2 separate regions of the Homo sapiens genome follow, and region 1 is linked to region 2. Evidence: read pairs that join two places in POLR2A ChIA-PET (ENCODE). Cell type or tissue: MCF 10A. All regions are shown on one strand. Each heading gives the region's core, and the rest is flanking DNA. Links, peaks and the distances in the headings are about the cores only.

Evidence for each region. Peaks named below come from ENCODE experiments on the same cell type or tissue, not always from the same donor. Only the 100,000 strongest peaks of a DNase experiment are listed, where the experiment ranks them.
Region 1: POLR2A ChIA-PET joins it to region 2 with 22 read pairs; 21 of 35 experiments call an interaction of 5 or more read pairs at or near these places.

Annotation. Positions count from the first base shown.
Region 1 is chr2:69,792,984-69,803,607 of GRCh38, reverse strand. All of the region lies in intron 3 of ANXA4 (annexin A4), which reads right to left. SMANTIS (SMARCA4 interacting SWI/SNF chromatin remodeling complex scaffold lncRNA) reads left to right here and starts at 4,610. Exons shown (of 3, transcript NR_164155.1): 1 at 4,610-4,820. In MCF 10A, for the core only: no CTCF peak of the experiment used is centred there; no DNase peak of the experiment used is centred there.
Region 2 is chr2:69,736,440-69,747,063 of GRCh38, reverse strand. ANXA4 (annexin A4) reads right to left here and starts at 4,930. Exons shown (of 13, transcript NM_001153.5): 1 at 4,889-4,930. RefSeq lists silencers at 4,662-4,901, 5,112-5,291. In MCF 10A, for the core only: no CTCF peak of the experiment used is centred there; DNase peaks (open chromatin) are centred at 5,013, 5,323 and 5,693.

The sequences.
Region 1 (10,624 bases), core at 985-8,984, 57 kb before region 2:
TTTTAGAACTGCTGACAAATTACCATGATACAACATCTTACCAAAACTTTAAGCAAAAATTACAAATTAAAAATGTTCTAAGTTTTGCTTGCCTGTTTCTTGCAGCAGCTTTAACAAGGAGACTTTATTCTGATTTTTCAGATTGGTCCCTTGTCTTTATAACAGCTGGCTGTTCATAAATGTTTGGTGAATCTTCTGTTTCCTCGTTGTTTGTGCTGTATGGGGGGTTGGAATGGGTTTCAGAAATGATTCTATTGAAAATATTTCAGGGAGAAATGAAAAAATACAGCCAAACTTTAGTTATCCTTGGCAAGGTTAGAGATGCAAAAAGATGTGAGGTGTGGAGAGGAAGCTATAGAACTTTAAGTTTACATACCTTGGGGACCTACTTTCTGTTCCTTTTTTTTTTTTCTTTTTTTGAGATGGAGTTTCGCTCTGTCACCCGGGCTGGAGTGCAGTCCAGCTCACTCCCTCTCCCTCCCAGGTTCAAGCAATTCTCCTGCCTCAGCCTCCCTAGTAGCTGGGATTACAGGTGCCTGCCACCATGCCTGGCTAATTTTTTTTTGTATTTTTTACTAGAGATGGGTTTCACCATGTTGACCAGGCTGGTCTTGAACTCCTGACCTCAGGCGATCCACCTGCCTCAGCCTCCCAAAGTGCTGAGATTACAGGCATGAGCCATCATGCCCAGCCGTGTTCCTATTTTTAAAAAGGAGAGGACAATCCATATAACAATCAATTTCTCCCTTGGCACTCTCAGCTAGGAGGGGGTGTGGAAGGGGCAGAGAGGGTTCATTACCTTTTGTTCATTCCCTGTTTCTGTGAAAGGGATCACTCTTCCCCCCAGTCAAGCCAAGCTGAAATCCTCAAAATAGATTCAATTTTTTTTTTTTTTTTTGAGACAGAGTCTTGCTCTGTGGCCAGTCTGTAGTGCAGTGGTGCCATCTCGGCTCACTGCAACCTCTGCCTCCCGGGTTCAAGCGATTCTCCTGCCTCAGCCTCCCCAGTAGCTGGGACTACAGGTGCACGCCACCACGCCCAGCTAATTTTTGTGTTTTTAGTAGAGACGGGGTTTCACCTTGTTGGCCAGAATGGTCTCGATCTTTTGACCTTGTGCTCTGCCCACCTAGGCCTCCCAAAGTGCTGGGATTACAGGCGTGAGCCACTGCACCCAGCCCAATAGCTTTGATTTTTTTACCCTCTCCTTTCCTCTTCATTCAAGTCCACGGTCATGCAAAATGTTGCTTTACAGCCTCTTTTGCATTCTTTCACTCTTTTTATTTCCTATCACAACCATTCCAATTCAAGATTTCAGGGTTTCTTCTTAGACAAGTGCAGATGTCTGCTAACTAGTATTCTTAACTCCTGGTTGGTCTTCCCAGAGTCTTGCCAGATTCATTTTTGTAAAAAGAAAAACTCTCACAATGTCTCTCCCCTGCTCAGAAATACACAATGGCTCCCCATCATCTGCTGGATTTACTTTAGGCACTGCAGCCTGACATTTGAGACTCTCTACAGTATCCCATTCACTATTGTAAATAGCCACATAAAAGGACACTAGGCAGCCAAATTCATGGACTCAGCTCTTGAAATATTGTGCTTTACCCAACTGTGCTGCACTCCAGGCTCCTGACCCCCTTCATTACCAGTCTATTGGTTTATATGTCCTCTTAACCCCCTCCATTTAGCATCATGATTCTGTCATATGTTGTTTCCCAGCCAGTGCCTGTGGGTCATTCCCGCATGTCTGTGATTCTTATGGGTGCTTTCTCAGTAGCACCCCTAAAACCTCCTTCTGGTACCTGCTTTCTCAGAAAGCTCCCAACCAGCCTACTTCTGCTTTGCAAGTACCTCCTGCTGATACAGGAGATAGAAAGAAATTGTTTAAGCAGATAGTGAGGGCAGGTCGGGTGTGGTAGCTCATGCCTGTAATCCTAGCACTTTGGGAGGCTGGGGTGGGTGGATCACTTGAGGTCAGGAGTTCAAGACCAGCCTGGCCAACATGGTAAAACCTTGTCTCTATTAAAATATAAAAGTTAGCCAGGTATGGTGGTGGGGGCCTGTAATTCCAGCTACTCAGGAGGCTGAGGCATGAGAATCACTTGAACCCGGGAGGTGGAGGTTGCAGTGAGCCAAGATCATGCCAGTGCATGCCACAGCCTGAGTGACAGAGCGAGGCCCCATCTCAAAAAAGAAAAAAAAAACAAAAAACAGATAGTGAGGGCAAAAGAGTCCTTGGCAGAACTTCCCTTGTAACAAAAAGCAGCCCCCAAAATCATTTTTTTTTCTAACAAAGAGCAGCCTGAAAAATCAAGCTACAAACGTAGATAAGGAAACTGAAAGCTTGCACAAGGGAATGCTGGCCGCTGTACCAACAGAAAAGGGCTACCTGGGGGCCAGGCATGTCCACCATGGAAACTCCACCTTCCCTTTTTTGTTAGCATGTGTACAGTAAGAAAGAAATGACCAATACAGTACAGCTCAGGCTGAAAACCCACCTGCATAATAAAAGACTGGGGTAGGGACTGTCAGAGATTCATGCCCTATGCAGATAGCACACCTGTTTCTAACTGGTTTTTGGTGCCCTATGTAGATCAGACATCAGCCCCCCAACCCCCAGTGCCTGCCACAGCTCATCTATAAACCCCTCTGCATTTCACCGTGAATTGGTAACCCATTTTTCTGGAATCCCTCTCTGTAGCAGAGAGCTAGTCTCTTTCTTTTCCCTATTAAACTTCCACTCTTAACCTCACTCTTTGTGTGTCTACGTCCTTGATATCTGTGGCCGTGAGACAACAAACCATGGGTGTCACCCCAGACGAGGCCACTTCACTGCTGCAAGACACTTTTCTGTGGATTTACCATGACTCCCCTAGACCTCCGCACATGCCATTCCATTCACCTGAAACACCTTGTCCCTTAATTCTGTTTACAGAAACTCAATCATCTCCCAAGGTCCATTTTAACATCTACATCCTCCAAGAAGCTTTGCCCGATGCCCCCAAGTGAAATGTGATCTCTTCTCTTTGAACCCCAGTGGGATCTTATTTGTGCCCCTCCTGTCACTGTTATATTATGAATTAATCATAGTTATTTTTGTGCATGCCTTAGCTGTGCTAGTATTCATAGACTATTTGAACACAAGAACTAGGGATTATAATCCTTGTCTTCTCCAACAGTCTGCCTTGCATTGGCCCACACATAACAGGCACTGAAAAGGGGTTGGTTGTGCCAAATGTCTCCTCACCCTTTATGCTGATAATTCTGAATGTAACATGGGCTACATTTTGAATTATGGTGTCCTTGTAACCAAAGAATTAGGATAAACTGAAAAAAAAGGTGGGTCCTATGCCTTTCTCTTTTTATGAAAAAGGGAAAAGAAGAAGATACATAGATTCAGGACAATGTTCTCTTCAGAGATGGGCAGCAGCATAGAACAGTGGCTTGAACTCCAGCTCTGGAATCAGACTTGAGGCAGCTGATCATGCAAAGATGAAAGGAAAGTGTTCTAGGAATTATCTAGAATCCTGAATATACCACTTAATAGTTCTGAGACCGTGGGCAAGTCAGCCAGCCTCACTCACTATACTTTACCTTCTCAACAGTAAGACAAGCTTCTGTCAGGATTAAAACAGATAACCCATGGAAAGCATCTATCTCTATGTCTGACACATAGTAGAGCTTAATAAACATTTTCTATTATTGCTACGGTTGTTGTTACTGTTAGCAACATTGAGGCTGAGTAAAATGAATTCTTTTTGGATAGAAAGATGGTCTCATGGTCAAGTGTTTTTACCCAAATCTCAAGGAGATTCTAAATAGCAGCTAAGAACCAGGGGATACTTCTCTGGCCAAAAGTCTACTGAGACAAGGTCTTGGGGGCAGAGGCTAGGCCAGGTAGTTTGTGGTGCACATAGAATCACTGTACCTACCCAGCATGAAGGTGTTGGCCCCCAAGGAGCTAACTGGAGGGTAGCATGCTGGAAGACACTACCAGTGTTATAGGAGGCAAAAAGAAATTATTTAGGTAGACATTTAGGGTAAAGTGAGTCCCCAGCAGAAAACTTTCCTTTTAACAAAAAGCAGCTCAAAAATAGCTCCCTTTCTAACCACACACAGTTAAAAAAAATCACTTCTCTTCTAACAACAAGTAACCTGAAAGTTCAGGCTGTAAAATACAGATAAGACAGCTCAAGCACAGAAGAAGGGGTGGAAGTCTCCTGGGTAATTGCCAAACTTCACACTTATACAATGGGCCCCAGTAAAACAGTGGGTCTTAATAAGCACATTCCTTTCCCTTTAGGTGCACTAAGATAGAGAAACTAAAAGCAGACTCATGGGGCGGATGCCTGCAGCTGCAAGAAGATGTATGGGAACAGACACAGAAACTCTCCCTCCCAGATAAGCAAGACAAAGAAACACAGACTAAGAGTCAGCCTATGTGGTCAGGGAATGGGATAAAAGCTGATAAAAAAAATTCTGCTCTATATAGATAGCACACTTGGTCGCAGCTAAACCATCAGGCCCTAAGAGGATAAGACATCCCCTCCTCATGAGGCCCCTCCTCCCTAGACCATTTATAAAAACCCTGACATTTTTACTACTGCTTAGCAACCTGCTCGGGACCCCTCTCTGTGACTGTGAGCTGTTCTGTTCTTTTGCCTATTAAACTCCTGCTCCAAACTCACTCGATGTGTGTGTGCATGTCCTTGACCTCAATATCTGGTCGTGTGACCAAGAACCTCAGTATTCACCCCAGACAACAAGGCTGCTTCATTTTGAGGGCTCGTCTGGGATTTGAAGGTGACTTCATCAGAATGGTGAGTAAAGGAGCGGACTCTACTTTCACTTCCGAGGCTTCTTGTCCTCCGTTTTTATTCTCTCAAATAACTATCAAAAACACCGGGCATCTGACAGCTGATTAAGGAGCCACAAGGGCTGGCCACCAGTCTTGAAGACTCAGATGTGAGGCTTGCTGGGGAGGACCTGCCCTCAGGGTGCCGGGAATGTTGGCTGTGTCCAAACTAGTTTCTTTTCACAGAAAGCCTGGTTGTTGTATGGGGCTGGAATAGGTCCTGGAGCAACTGAGAATTTCTGGCCAGGGCCACACCCTGGTGTTATTCAAAAGGCTCCTGGACTGACCCCAGCCTCTGATTGCCTGACTGGGTGTCAGCCATAGGATCTCCAAGTTTTCCTATTGCAAATCTTATTTTCCTCCTTTCCTTTCTGCAGTCACCATGTCTCCCATCTCCTCTCTGTATGCAATGCTGCAGGAATTTTTATAGCCCAGGAAATAATTCAATTAGGCAGGTTTAGCAACCACCGTAGTAACCAGGAATGCAGGTTAAGGGATTGCTGTTTTTCTGACTTTTTACAGACAGGGGAATTCCATGATCCAGATCTCAAAGACTATTTAACTCCTAATGATAATACTTCCTGGGGTTGGGTGGGAGGTTATTTTCCCCCCAGTAAATGCCCCTCTGTCCACTTAGGCTGTTTCTTTTCCCATGTGAGGAACCAGCACTGTCCAGTCGGACCGGATAGCCCCTCTATGAGGCAAACTAACTTTCTCCTGTTAGGAGGTATGCTGTGGGGACAGCATGCCACAGGTCAGACTTCTCTCTCCATCCTTTGTTTAAAGAGCATATGGAGGCAAAGTTACTGCCTGGTATTCCACTAGCACCACCTAGTAAAATGGGAATCCTCTCCATGAGGAATCTTGTCTGCCCTTTGCTAAAAGTCTCTGGCTTTTCAGTTCTCCTCCCTTTTACATCCCTCTAATAGAGACCAAACCTTATGCCCCCTCTGCAAGTGGGAGAACTCTGCTTTCAGCAGCAAGGAGGAACATGTCCTCCAAAACCAAATTTTAGTCTCAGTACTCTCTCTGTTAGCAGGAAGGCCACCATTTGACCCTTACGTTCTCTGAAGACACCCATTCTGCCTACAACTAGAATGGCATCTAAATAGAAAGGGGATTTTATGTCTGGAAGTTAACCGGAACCACCACCTAAGAATAAATCCTCTAGTCCAGTCCATAATAGCAGAGTATAAAGCTCATTCCAGTACACTCCCTCTATTAAGGGGCCTTGCTTAAATGCAAGTGTTACATTATCTCTCCGGAGATCCATTTATCAAGAAGCCACACAGGTCACACAGGTCTAGGAGGTCAGAGAGTAATTACCCAATTATTAGGCAGAGGACTGAGGTCATATGGGTAAACATGACTAGCCCATTGATTAGGTCCTCTGGTATTACGCTTGGGGGTCACACCTGCAACCATGGGGCTGCAACTATGGTGCTGGGACCCGGGGACCAAGGAGGGAGAACAGCCAGGAGGACTCTCCTACTGTGTCCCCTCCTCCCTGAGTCACATTGAAAAGAACCAGGAGACCGAGGAAACCTCTATTCTTGTCTCTTTTGCAGATGGGTAACAAGCCATCTTCAGCCGGCACTCCTCTGGAGTGCATTCTGAAGCACTGGGAGTCCTTTGACCCTAAAACTTTGAAGAAAAAGCAGCTCATTTTCTTTTGCAGAAGGGCATGGCCTTCTTACTGTCTCAGGGATGAACAGACATGGCCAGCTGAAGGGAACCTTGATTTTAATCTTATCCATCAATTAGATCTTTTCTGTAGACAGGAGAGCAAATGGTCCAAGGTCCCCTATGCACAGGCTTTCTTTGCCCCGCGAGACAACCCAGACGTTAGCAAGCACTGCACAATTGACTCAGCTCTCTTAGCAATCATATCAGGCGGGTCTGTGGAGAGTAATTCCCCTAAGTTAGAAGAGCAAGTTTTGCAGGAGCCATTGGGGGCAGCTTCTAAGTGCCCCAGTCCTTCTAGTTTTCCTAATCTGGGGCCCCCTCCAACTGCACCATCAGCTTCTCCAGCTTCACCATCTCCAAAGCTCCCCACTGCCCCAGCTTCACTTCTACCCCTACAAGAAATGCCAGATGGAAGGGGCACCCCTAGGGTACATGTTCCCTTCTCATTACAGGACTGTAGAAAAATAAAGGGAGACTTGCGCCGATTTTCTGATGTCCCTAATAGGTAGACAGAGACCTTCCAAAATCTAACTCAAGTGTTTGACTTCACATGGAGAGCTGTTATGTTGCTTCTAAGTCAAACCCTCACTGCAGCCAAAAAGCAGGCAGCTCCTGATATTAGAAGGAAACCACAAAAACAGGCTATAGGACCAGATAGTACCTTGGAAGATCTCCTGAAGGTGGCCACCTTGGTCTTTTACCATAGGGACTGGGAGGAGCCCCAGGAGAAAAAGAGAAAGTGACTAAGGCTCAAGGAGATGCTTTGCAGGCTTGCAGAGTCCAGGATCCTCAGGAAGCATCCACTAATTGCTACTGGTGTGGCAAGCCAGGGCACTTTAAGAAGAATTGCCCAGGCAACAAGAAAAAGCCACCTTGACCCTGTCCAGCGTGTGGTGAAGACCACTGGATATTAAACTGCCCCTGGATATGGAGGTCACTAGGTCCAGAACTAGTCTCACAGATGGTCCGGCAGGACTGACAGGTCCTAGGGCTCAGACCCCTGGCTCCAGTGGCTCAGACTGCCATCACTGTTCAGGAGCCCCGGGTGATTCTGGAAATTGAAGGAAGGAGGGTGGGCTTCCTCCTGGATACTGGAGCCAGTCTCTCTGTTCTCCTGTCCAATCAAGGCCTCCCCTCTTCCCATAGCACAACCATGGTGGGTGTCTCAGGAAAGACTCTAACCCAATATTTCTCTCACTGTAGTTGGGGGGAACTTATTATTTACACATGCCTTCTTAAATATGCCTGAAAGTCCCCCCACTCCTTTACTAGGTAGAGATATTTTAGCCCACATGGGGGCCAGCATCCTCATGGCCCCAGGACAAACTCTTTGTCTTCCCTTAGTGAAAGCCAACATTAATCCAGAAGTGTGGACAACTCAAGGAAGAATAGGTCAAGCTAAAACTGCTAGGCCAGTTCAGATCCGCCTTAAAAATCCCACTTCTTTTCCTAACCAGAGACAATATCCTCTAAAGCCAGAGGCCAGGAAAGGGCTAGAAGCTATTATTAATAACCTAAAAATGCAGGGCCTCCTCAGACCCTGTAACAGTCCTTGCAACACCCCGATACTAGGAGCATAAAAACCCAATGGGGAATGGAGACTAGTTCAGGACATCTGCCTCATTAATGGGCCATAGTCCCAATTCATCCGTTTGAGTCCTTGCTGACTCAAATACCTGAAGGAACTAAATGGTTTATAGTCCTAGATTTAAAGGATGCCTTTTTCTGCATACCGTTACATCCTGACTCTCAATACCTGTTTGCCTGTAAGGATCCCTCCGGCCAGACCACACAGTTAACATGGATGGTGCTGCCTCAGGGATTTCAAAACAGCCCTCACTCATTTGGACAAGCACTGTCAAAGGACCCCTCTAAGTTTTCCCGTCCTCAGGTCAGGGTCTTGCAGTATGTAGATAACACTTTCCTCTATGCCCCAATCAAGGAAGGCTCAGGAAGATGCTAAGACTCTCCTTAATTTCTTAGCTGAAAGGGAGTATAGAGTCTCAAAATCCAAAGCTCAGCTCTGTCAGACTTCAGTAAAGTACCTAGTTCTGGTCTTATCAGAAGGGACCAGAGCACCAGGTGAGGAAAGGATTAGGCCCATTTCCTTTGATAGTTAGGGAAATTCTTGGGCATTACTGGATTTTGTAAACTGTGAGTACCTGGGCACAGGGAAATGGCTCACCCTTTATACCACCTCATAAAAGAAACTCAAACAGTTAAAACTCACCCCTCTCTCTTTTGGGAACCTAAGGCTCAAAAAGCCTTTAACCAGCTAAACCAAGCCTTCCTGGCTAACACGGTGAAACCCCGTCTCTACTAAAAATGCAAAAAAAATTAGCTGGGCATGGTGGCAGGCACCTGTAGTCCCAGCTACTCGGGAGGCTGAGGCAAGAGAATGGCGTGAACTCGGAAGGCAGAGCTTGCAGTGAGCTGAGATCATGCCACTGCACTCCAGCCTGGGCGACAGAGTGAGACTCCGTCTCAAAAATAACATAACATAACATAACATAACATAACATAACATAACATAACATAACATAATATAACATAACATAATATAACATAACATACCAGCCCTCAGTCTTTCCATGGGGAAAGCATTCAGTCTCTATGTAACAAAAAGGAAGGAAATGGCCCTGGAAGTTTTAACTAAGGCTTGAGGTCCAGCTCAACAGCCAGTGAGTTACTTAAGCAAGGAACTTAAAACTTGGTGGCCAAAGGATGGTCAGCCTGCCTCCAAGCAGTTACAGTGGAGGCTTTGCTGGTGTCAGAGGCCACTGGGTTAACCATGGGAAATAACTGTTTAACCCCACACAATGTAACAGGACTGTTGTCCTCTAAGGAAAGTCTCTGGCTGACAAACAATTGCCTCCTCAAATACCAAGCTTTGCTGCTAAAGGGATCTGCAGTCCAGCTGAAAACCTGCCCTTGCCTGAGCCCAGCCACTTTCTCCCAGAGAAAACTGGAGAACCTAAACATGATTGTGAACAGGTAAGTGGAGCAAACTGGGTAAAAGAAATAATAAGAATTACTGTTTGCATTCTTTGTAAAGTTTTAATTAATGAAAAAGGATTTTCTTAAAGAGCATTCAGCTTAATTAAAAGTGGATATCCAATCAATGGGTATATTTAAAAGGCCTTTATGTTTTTCTCTTCATAAATCTTCTTAAATAAATCTTCATAAATCTGGAAACTTTTTTTTCTCAGTTGACTGAATTGCTTTTTTTTTTTACTGTGTCTTGCCACTCTTGGTGCACCTAGAATGGCTTCCGGTGGCCTGGGACTCCTTGGGGAAACAGAAAATGCACCACAAATCCCATTTTAGGAAAAATCTGTTTTCCTCGGAGCCCCTGGAATTAAAGGTGAATAAATACCTCTCAAAATCGTCTTTGTCTTCTGGCTATGCTTGCTTATTAGGCCCTGGAAGCTGTATTCCTAGCTCTGTTCTGAAAGAACCTCACTCAGAGGCCAATAATCCAATTGGGACATTGGCAAATGCAAAATCTTATAACTGCTGGATCTTCTTCTGTTTGTGTGGTTATATATGTGTTACTTGTGTAATGCCTATTAAAAAAAGGAGCTCTAATTAATTGGCCTAAGAAAAATAAGCGCTTAAATCAAACATTTTTAAGGGAAAAGTAAAAGCTGTGGTACCTTTCAGTTCATGTGACTTTAATCTTTAAAAATAAAAAGAGTCTTAGGAATTATTGGTAAAATACAAATGTCTTCAAGGTATAAAAATGTGGTCTAAATTATGCAGGTCAAATACTAGTTTGCTAAATGTTTTAAGGTTGTAAACTGCTTTTTTTTTTTTGAGATGGAGTCTTGCTCTGTCGCCAGACTGGAGTGCAGTAGTGCGATCTTGGCCCACTGCAACCTCTGACTCCCTGGTTCAAGTGATTCTCCTGTCTCAGCCTCCTGAGTAGCTGGGATTACAGGCACGCGCCACCACATCCATCTAATTTTTGCATTTTTAGTAGAGACGGGGTTTCACCATGTTGGCCAGGATGGTCTCGATCTCCTGACCTCGTGATCCGCCCGCCTTGGCCTCCCAAAGTGCTGGGATTACAGGCAGGAGCCA
Region 2 (10,624 bases), core at 1,437-9,436:
GGCCTCAAGGGTTAGTTATTTCGTGGGGAGGAGGAGGAAAATGGAAGGATTTTTCGTTTTTGTTTTTTGAGACAGAGTCTTGCTGTCACTCAGGCTGGAGTGTAGTAGTGCAATTTTGGCTCACTGCAACCTTTGCCTCCTGGGCTCCAGTGATCCTCCCACTTCAGCCTCCCATATAGCTTGGACTACAGGAGTGCACCACCACACCTGGCTAATTTTTATAGTTTTTTTTTTTTCATTTGTTTGTTTGTTTTTGGTAGAGACAGAATTCTCCATGTTGACCAGGCTGTAGAAGGTCTTTTCCGTAGTAATTTACAGTCTGACACTTAGCTGCAATATAATATTCACTCTGTTTTTTCACGTCAAGCAGTGTGGACCAAGAAGCATTATGGCAATTTACTGACATCAAACAACTTGAATCTTTAAAAAGAATTCTTCAAAGGTGGTGGTTCAGGTTCCCATAGCAAAAGCTCTCAGTCCAGTTCAAACAAAACCAAACACTAATAAATTACTCCCGATAAAACCAACAACAAGCCTTAGATAGAAATCCTAAATTCCTCAGGGAATTAATGTAGTAATCTATTCAGTTTCAATTAAGTTAAACAACAAACAAACAAAAAAACCTTTAGTTGGAGCTCTACATTGTTCTAGAGGTGTTAGCACTATAAGACTATGTGGTGAGTTTGCAGGGGAAAAAAAACCTGTTAATCAAATCACAAGGGAGATGTGATTGGTATAATAAAGAACTATCCTTGGCCGGGCGCAGTGGCTCACATCTGTAATCCCAGCACTTTGGGAGGCCGAGGCGGGTGGATCATGAGGTCAGGGGTTTGAGACCACCCTGGCAAACATGGTGAAACCCCGTCTCCACTAAAAATACAAAAATTAGCCTGGCATGGTGGCGTGTGCCTGTAATCCCAGCTACTTGGGAGGCTGAGGCAGGAGAATCACTTGAACCTGGGAGGCAGAGGTTGCAGTGAGCCAAGATCGCACGACTGCACTCCAGCCTGGGTGACAGAGCAAGATTCTGCCTCGAAAACAAACAAACAAATAAACAAACAAAAGAACTATCCTTGAGAAGGAAGGTTTTAGCATTTACCACATTACCTAGAGTTTATACATAATGACCAAAACCTAAGTTTCCTTGGGAAGGTGATATGTTTTTATTAATGCTTTATTCAATTTATGAAGTATGCACATATTCATATAAGTGTTTCTAAAGCATAGTTTCTCAGCCGGGCGTGGTGGCTCACACCTGTAATCCCAGAACTTTGGGAGGCTGATGCAAGCGGATCATCTGAGGTCAGGAGTTCGAGACCAGCCTGGCCAATATGGTGAAACCCCACCTCTACTAAAAATACAAAAATTAGCTGGGTGTGGTAGCATGCACCTGTAGACCCAGCTACTCAGGAGGCTGAGGCAGGAGAATCGCTTGAACCTGGGAGGCAAAGGTTGCAGTGAGCTGAGATGGCACCATTGCACTCCAGCCTGAGTGACAGAGAAAGACTCTGTCTCAAAAAATAAAAAAATAAAAAAAATAAAGCATAGTTTCTCAAAGTGAGGCCTGAATCACAATCATCCAAGGAGCTGCTTAAATAAGCAGAATCTGCATATTGTACAAGCTTCCTGGGTGATTCTGATGCACCCTGAAGTTTGGGAACTATAGATTTAGAAGTTAACTGAGCTTAATCTGCTAACCCTTCCCAGCTCCATCAGAAAAGGGCTGTGAACCTCTGCCTAAACTTGTAGTGACAGAGCTCTCGCCAACATCAAGGCCACCCAGCCTATGGGTTTTAAAAACTACTTCCTCAAATTCAACCAGAGCCCACCACCCAGCTCTGCCAAACACCTCAAAGAGCGAGTTTATTCCCTTATCCACATGTCAAACCCCTCTGGCATTTAGGGCTGCTGGCTAGCATGCACCCCTCACACTCACTGCAAACTTATTTTTTTTTCTTTTTATTTAGAGACAGGATCTCACTCTGTCACCTAGGCTGGAGTGCAGTGGCACAATCATAGCTCACTGCAGTCTCAAACTCCTGGGCTCAAGGGATCCTCCTGCCTCAGGCTCCCAAGTAGCTGGGACAACAGCAGTGTGCTCCCTTTCCAGTTGAAACAGTTCTTGTTCATTCAACCCCATTTCATATCAGCTTGACAAGAAGAAAATAAGAAAAAGGAAAACACTTGTTCAAGATTTAGTTAACAATCTACGAAGCCACAAATCCAAATTACTATGAACCAAGCACTGATGGAGTTATGGTAGGGCAGAGAGGATAAGAGAACAGGCTTTTGTATCCTGGCAGCTGGATTTAAGCTTTCGTTCACAAATGGTCTGAACTTGACCAAGGATTATGATATGGAACCTTGGGATCCTCAGCTGTAAACCAACGTTAATAACCCCATTGCAGGTTGAAGTGAAGATTAGATAAGACAGCCTAGGATGAGTGTTACTCAAAGTTGCTCCAGGGAGGACACTGCAGTGTCTATCAAACTGCCTCCATAAGTAGCCCTAATTGCAGTGAAAACAAACCCTCAAGGGCTAGGTTTGGACCAAATTGCAGCTCAAATCCCAAGCAAAATGTTTTTGAGGTTTCTTGTTTTAGATTTAAAAGGTATACAATTTTTGGATTCTACTTCAAAATATATCTGTGATTGTTTTAGTATAAAAAGTGTTTTTTAATTTCAAATATTTGTGTAAAAATGACACTCAAAGAAAATCTCCTCCTCTTGTTTTTGTTTGTTTGTTTGTTTGTTTTTCAGACAGGGCCTCACTCTATTACCCAGGCTGCAGTGCAATGGTGTGATCATAACTCACTGCAGCCTTGAACTCCTGGGCTTAAGTGAAACTCCCTCCCAGCCTCCCAAGTAGCTGGGACTACAGGTGGGTGTCACCATGCCCAAGTAATTTTTAAAATTTTTGTAGAGACGGGGTCTTGCTATGTTGCCCAGGCTTCCCCACCCCTTGTTTATTCTGGAACTTCAGGTACTCCCTGGCACACTGCCCACAATCCCCAGTGCCTGCCACTCATCTTTATCTCCCTTGGAGAAAAGCAGGCTTAGTCTAAAAGCAGATAATAAATGAGCTCAGGAAAACAAATGAGTGGCTGGACATAAACAAAGAAACATGCCACTGGACATGAGCCTGGGGATGACCAGGAGGCTCACCCTTTAAACACCAAGGCCTGGAGTGGTACATGGCTTGACTGTGCGGGTTACTCTCTAAATTGCTTGCAGAGAAACATTATCCCTAACCAAATGCAAGAACATCTAGGAGGGAAATTCACAGAAGCCCTTGATCCAGTAGTTGTGTGTCTGTGCCTGTCTATGTGTGGGTGGGGGCAGGGGTGTACTTGTGTCTCTATCTTCAATCAACAGAAATCTGACATGAGCTGAATGAGGATGGCCTTGGCCTGATAGGGCTCTGGAGAGTCAGCAGCTCTTGGGTCATGGGGTTATCCGTTTTCTTATCCCTGTCCACTTCCTCTCCTACTTGCTCTTCCACCTGTGTCTGAGAATTCCCTGGCAACTAAAAACCTAGGGTTTGGCCGCTGGGCACGGTGGCTCATGCCTGTAATCCCAGCACTTTGGGAGGCTAAGGCAGGTGGATCACCTGAGGTCAGGAGTTCAAGACCAGCCTGACCAACATGTTAAAACCCCATCTCTACTAAAAATACAAAAATTAGCCAGGCGTGTTGGCACACGCCTGTAGTCCCAGCTACTCGGGAGGCTGAGGCAGGAGAATCTCTTGAACCCAGAAGGCGGAGGTTGCAGTGAGCAGAGATCATATCACTGCGCTCCAGCCTGGGCAACAGAGCAAGACTCCATCTCAAAAAAAAAAATCTAGGGTTTGGTTATCAATAGAGTTACCAGTTACCTCCTGAATAGCTGAGACTATAGGCACGTGGTGGCATGCACCTGTAGTCTCAGCTACTCAGGAGGTTGAGGTGGGTGAAACACCTGAGCCTGGGAGGCAGAGTGAACTGTATCCAGCCACTGCACTCCAGCCTGGGCTACAGGAGTGAGACCTCGTCTCAAAACAAAACAAAACAAAAAATTAAAGGGCAAACAGTAGGGAGTGGAAGGGGGTGGTGGGGTGTCATGGACTGGTGGGCAGGAGAATGGATAACTTGGAGAGGGACACCTTATCTATCCTTCCCACTGTCAGCAGGAGAGAGCAGATGCCCAGTTCCATGTAAAGCACGAGTTATGCAGGACCCACTCTGCTCTGTCAGCTCAGAAGACTTGCATTGCCCCGGGGGTCACTTCTGCCGGTAAATGGTTGAGAAGCCTTCCTCCTTGGCACCAAAGTCTCCAGCTGGTCAAAGTCATGACAAAATGCTGAGACTGCGCCACCAGCCAACTCAAGTCATGGACCCTATAATAATCAGACTCCGATGTGCCGGGCACTGTGCCGAGGGCATTAGACACACGAGAAGGTAAGAAAGTGGTAAGGATCTAGGAGAAAGGAGTAAGTTTCTTAAATGGAGTAAAGAATTAAAAAGTAAACTGTAAGAGGTGTTAGGAGGAGTTAGCTACAGGCAAGATTATCTCGGTCCTTTCTTTTTGATGCAAAGCCTAGCACATGGACTGAATAAATAACTGCCGTGGTCTCTGACCCGCGTCCTGAGCCGTGTAAGCGGCCCTGGATGTCCTGGATGGTGCCAGCGGTTAAGCACCGCGCTCGCCTCCCTCTCGCCCACCCGGAGCGAGTCCAGGGCCCGCTGGCCCCCTCCACCCTGTGGCCGCCCGGGCTTGCCCGCAAGCCGGCGGCGAGCACCCACTCTGGGGTGCAGCGCGGAGCCGGGCATCCCCGCGAGACGCTCCCGGGCCACGCTCCCCGTTCCCTGAGCCCAGGACCCCCGGCCCGGAGCCCCTTTACCCCTCGTACCGAGGCCGGGCTGCGCTCCTCCTCTGCGGCTGCGGAGGTCACACCCTACTCAGGGCCAGACAGCGGGTCTTATCCGGGACGGATCCGCCCCACTGTGGGGTGGAGACTGAGCCCAAGTTCCTGGTTGTTCCTCTGCCCACGAGACCGGAAAATCCCTCTCTAGGGGAAGCGCACCTGGGGCCCCGGGCCGGGACGGCCGCGCCAGGAGCTCTCGGAGAGGCAGGCCTCGACCCCCGGCGGGTCCGCCCTCCACACGTGCCTGCTCCCCAGGCCCGCCCGGTCCCCCGGCCTCGCCCCCTGCCCGGATTGGACAGTGTCCCCAGTATCGCCAGCCCCGCTCCTGGCCGCGCAGGGTGGGAGCAGTTGGATTCTTGGGGTCCCGTTTCCCGGGCGCTCCACACCCTCGGAGGGCCGAGCCCGGGCCACCTCGCCAGTTCCTCCCTGCGCCTGCCGCGCCCAGCTCCGCGCCAAGCCGGAGTCCCGCGGCAAATCCGCGCTTCCCCCCACCTCGGGAAACCGTTCGTCTCCCAACGGCAGGTCGTGCCGAGCCCGTGGCCGGAAAAGTAGAAAGTGAAATCTGAAGGATACATTTCATTCCCCTCTTTCACATGAAAACACACATTCCCAAAAGTTTCCAGCACTTCCCTCTTCCCTGTGCGCCCAGCAGGCCAGGAAAGCTTTGGAGTAGGAGTTAGGAGCAGCCCCGGATCTTTGTACTCCTGTGAGTGACTAAAGTTTAGACACTGTCCGTAGCTCCCAGGTTCGGCTTGGCGCGGCGCTCATCCCTTGTAATAGTTCTGTGTTTTCATATCTGCTTCCCCTGCTGGACGCAGCCTCTTGAAGACACCAACTAGGGCTAGGTCGTCTTTGCACCCATGCCCAGCACCGATTTCGCCACGTAGTGAATGCTTGCAGAATGAATCCGTTGAGTCTATAGGCAAATTCAGTTTTTTTAAAAAACAGAGAATAGCCCGTTTGGGGAGTGTTTTCCATCCGACACATCAAAATCTAAGTGGTTAATGGCACCCTTAAAGCTGGAGAGGTAACATTAAATTATTTCATTAAGATGTAATTTTAAAAGGTGGTTTAATATGGTTTAGAGCACGGGTTTTAGGATCAGACTGATTTGGATACTAAAACTGGTTCTGCCTCTTTTATCTGCATATGATAACTTAAAAAATTAAGGCTGGGCACAGTGGCTCATGCCTGTAATCCCAGCACTTTGGGAGGCCAGGGCAAGTGGATCACTTTAGCCCAGGAGTTCGAGATAAGCCTGGCCAATGTGGTGAAATCCCATCTCAAAAAAAAAAAAAAAAAAAACATATATATAGCCGGGTGTGGTGGCATGCGCCTGTAGTCCCAGCTATTCAGTCGGATGAGGTGGGATAAACACCCAAGCCCGGGAGGCAGAGGCTCAGTAAGCTGAGATTGCGCCACTGCACGCCAGCCTGGGCGACAGAGTGAGACATTGTCTAAAAAAAAAAAAAAAAAAAAAGAGGAAGAAAGAAAAGAAAAAGAAAGAAAAAAAGAAAAGAAAACAAAAAATAAATAAATAATTAGCCGGGTGCATAGCCACGCCTGTAGTCCCAGCTACTAGCCAGGCTGAAGCAGGAGGATCACTCTAAACCCAGGAGTTCAATGTTGCTGTGAGCTATGACTGCACCACTGCACTCCAGCCTGGGCGACAGGGTGAGACCTTGTCTCAAAACAAAAACAAAAACAAAAACAAAACAAAACAAAAAATTAAAGGTCAAACAGTAGGAAAAAAAATGAAATACAGATAATTCATTTCTTAAGCAAGATTAGAGAGACACTGCATCCCTTACAAGCAACAATTAGGCCAGGTGAGGTGGCTCAGACTGTAATCCCAACACTTTGGGAGGCCCAGGTGGTTGCTTGAGGCTAGGAGTTTGGGAGATTATCCTGGGCTACATGGCGAAAACCTGTCCCTAAAAAAGAAAAAGAAAAAGAAAGAAAAAATTAAGCTACATGAAAAAAATAAAGTTTAGGAATGAAGTAGATGCGTTGGCACCCCGCGTAAATAACCTTTACTAGGTGGGTGCATCCAGCCCCAGGTCACTGCCCCTTCATTGCCCCCATCTGCTGACATCTGCGCTCAGACCAGACTGAGGAAGCCATGGCCAGAGGCTAACTTTTTTAGCTTATAAAAGGCCAGGAATAAATCTGTGGTACCCTTCATATGCCAGAGTTCCCATGGGATCAGACTGAGGATAAACTTCATCAGAAACCATATCTTTGCTCAGTTTCTCCCTCTGGCCTATCCTATTTCCCTCACTTACTCGGAGGCTTCCCTCGAGAATACCCTCACTACAGCACTTGCACAAGAATCCTAGGGTCAGGCTCTGTTTCCAGGAAACCTGATCTAAGAGTATTTAAAAAATTAATATAATTGTTGAAATTCCACTCCAAGGAGCCTTTAAATTAAAGATAGGGCTGGGTGCTGTGGCTCACGCCTGTAACACCAGCACGTTGGAAGGCCGCGGTGGGAGGATGGCTTGAGGTCAGGAGTTCGAGATCAGCCTGGGCAACATAATGAGACTCTCTCTCCCACCCACCGTGTCTCTTTAAAAAAAAAAAAAAAATTAGCCAAGCCTAGTGACGCACGCCTCTAGTCCCAGCTACTGGGGAGGCTGAGGCAGGAAAATCACTTGAGCCCAGGGGTTTGAAGCTGCAGTGAGCTATGCCTCTGCACTCCAGCCTGGGTGACAGAGTGAGACTCTGTCCCCACCCCACCCCCCTAAAAAAACCACTTTTTTAAATAAAAAAAAATTAAAAATCTCACAAGGACAAGGGAACAAGAGAGGAAAAATAATAAGAGTTTGGAACCTGGAAAGCACGTGGACAGGTGATAACTGACTTAACAGACCTCAGAAAGCCGACTTCCAAACCAGGAGTAGGGAAAACCGAGAAGCAACATGACAGTAGGATTTCTCGGGATAGGAGAGTTTGCTGCACTGGATGTGTCTGAAAGTGGGTGTGTAGGTGAGACTAAACCCAGGACGATTTCTTGTAAGTCTGTACAAGAAGCAGTCAGCATTCCCAACACTGCACAGTGGCCACGGTCCCTCTTCCACGAGGGTGGATGATTGGAAGGATGTTCTCTGAAGAATCATGCAGTGGCTCTCTGGAATGGGGACATCAGATGTAGTTGAGGTGTTCTGGTTATCTAAGGCTGCCTAAAAAACCATCCCAACACTTGAAGGTTACATAAAACAGTGACCATTATATCTCATGATTTTGTGGGTCTGAATTTGAACTGAGCAATTCTTCTATTCCACCTGGCATCAAGAAAGGTCACTTGGTGTTATCCAGCTGGCAGATGGGCCAGTCTGGAGAACTCACATATTGGGTACCATGATAAGAAGAGCTGGAAGGTTGGTCTCAACTGGCACTGTCAACTAGAGCATCTACACATGCCCCTTCACATGGCAGGCTCAGGGTCAGATTTCCTTCATGGAGGCTCAGGGTTTCCAGAAAGTTTACTCCAAGACATCCAGGCAGAAGTTACAAGCCTTCTTATGCACGCTTGGAAGCTGTTGAACATTATTTCTGTTGCATTCTATAAATCATGCCAGTCACTAGGGCCAGTCTAGATTTAAGGGAAGGGGATTAGGCTCCATCCCTGAGTGGGGAGGGGTGGGAGGGTGCAAAGAATTTGCAGCCATCTTTCATCAAGGCCATGAGATTAACACAAGACTAGGGCTACTGTACTGAAATTGAAGAGCCATATGAAACTTAAGATGATGCCTACTGAGCTGCTTGGTATTCTTCCCGCTTGGCTCCTAGAACTCTGGCAGCCAAGTTCAAACTCACCAGGCTGGAGAGTTTGGAATACTTTTCTTTGGGGAATCTAAGAGGAAAGACCTGAAGAGATGTAATCATTTATGCAATGAAACTGGAGCAACCTGTTGGTAAACTCACCCTTGTCAAGCCCCACCCACTTACACACGCACTCAGGGCTTCCAGGCAGCTTTGTAGACCTCACTCTTAGGGTTGCGAGATAAAATACAGGACACTTAGTTAGATTTGATTTTCAGTTAAACACCAATTAATGTTTTACTAAAATATAAAATACTTATGTACTATAAGTATGTCCAAATATTGCATGAGACATACTTATACTAAAAATTATTCATTGTTTATCTAAAATTCAAATTTAACCAGATGTCCTGTCTTTTTTTTCTTTCTTTTTGTTGCTAAATCTGGCACACTTAAGTAAGAGCAGGCAGCTGAAGGTCATCACAATGTAGGGGAAGGATCTGACATTAAAAACAGAACCCAAAACATGCTAACAGGAAAAAAGAGAAAAGGAAGAAAAAGAGTATAGGGGGAGAAGAAAACTGAGAAATCTATTATTGATCTTCTCTGAGAAAGATCAAATAAAACAGAAAAGCTGGGTGCGATGACATGAGCCTGTAGTCCCTGCTGCTTGGTAGGCTGAGGCAGGAGGACAACTTGAGCCCAGGAGTTTGAGGCTATGACCACACCTGTGAACAGCCACTGCACTCTAGCCTGGGTGACATAGCGAGACACTATCTCAATAAGTAAATAAATAAATACCCTAAAAAAGGAACACTCATAGAACCAAACACAGCTCTTTTAAATTAAAAATCTGATAGCAAAAATAAAAAACTGAGTAGAATGTTAAGAAGATAAAGTTAGAAAATATCCTAGAATGCATAGACAGAAGGCAAAGAGAAGGGAAAGAAATAAGAAAGGATAAGAAGATTAGAAAGCCAGCCTTGGACATCTGGGAAACAGGGGAAGAAATGAATTAAATAATTCAATTATATATTTTGAGAACTAAAGAGCATGAATTTCCACATTGAAAGTGCTCACTGAGCATAGTGCAATGGACAAAACCAGAACCACACCAAGGCAACATTGTGATAAAACTTTAGAAGACTGAGGACATAGGGAAGATCTTACAAGTACCCAGGAGGAAATAAGGTTTCACATAAAGGATCCAGAATCGGAATGGCATCTGATTTCTCAGTAGCAACACATGAAACTGAAAGACAATGGAATAATGTCTTTAAAATGCTGAGAGTAGGCTGGGTGCAGTGGCTCACACCTGTAATCCCAGCACTCTGAGAGGCCAAGGTGAGTGGATCACTTGAGGACAGGAGTTCAAGACCAGCCTGGCCAACTTGTTGAAATCCCATCTCTACTAAAAAATACAAAAATTAGCCAAGCGTGGTGGTGGTCACCTGTAATCCCAGATACTCAGGAGGCTGAAGCATGAGAATCACTTGAACCTGGGAACTGGAGGTTTCAGTGAGCCAAGATGGCACCACTGCACTCCAACCTGAGTGATAGAGCGAGACTCTGTATCTAAATAAATTAAATAAATAAGTAAATAAAATGCTGAGAGAAAATTATTTCTAACATAGATTCTCATACACATACAAATTAGCAGTCAAATGTGGGGGTAAATATATTCCAGACACGTACAATTTCAAAATGTTTATCTCCCATGTACCTTTTCTTAAGAAGTTTTCAGATGGTGAAAGCTTTTCCACCTAAACAAGGACATAAACCAAGAAACTTTTTTCTAAAAAAAGGGAATAGCAGAATGAACAACTGAGAATTGAATGATGGGGAAGGGTAATTAGTTAATACTATAGTTACAGACTTCTAATTTTTCTTAACTATAGAGTACAGCTAACATTTACTTACTGTGTGCACTTACTATGTGCCAGTCAGTATTCTAGG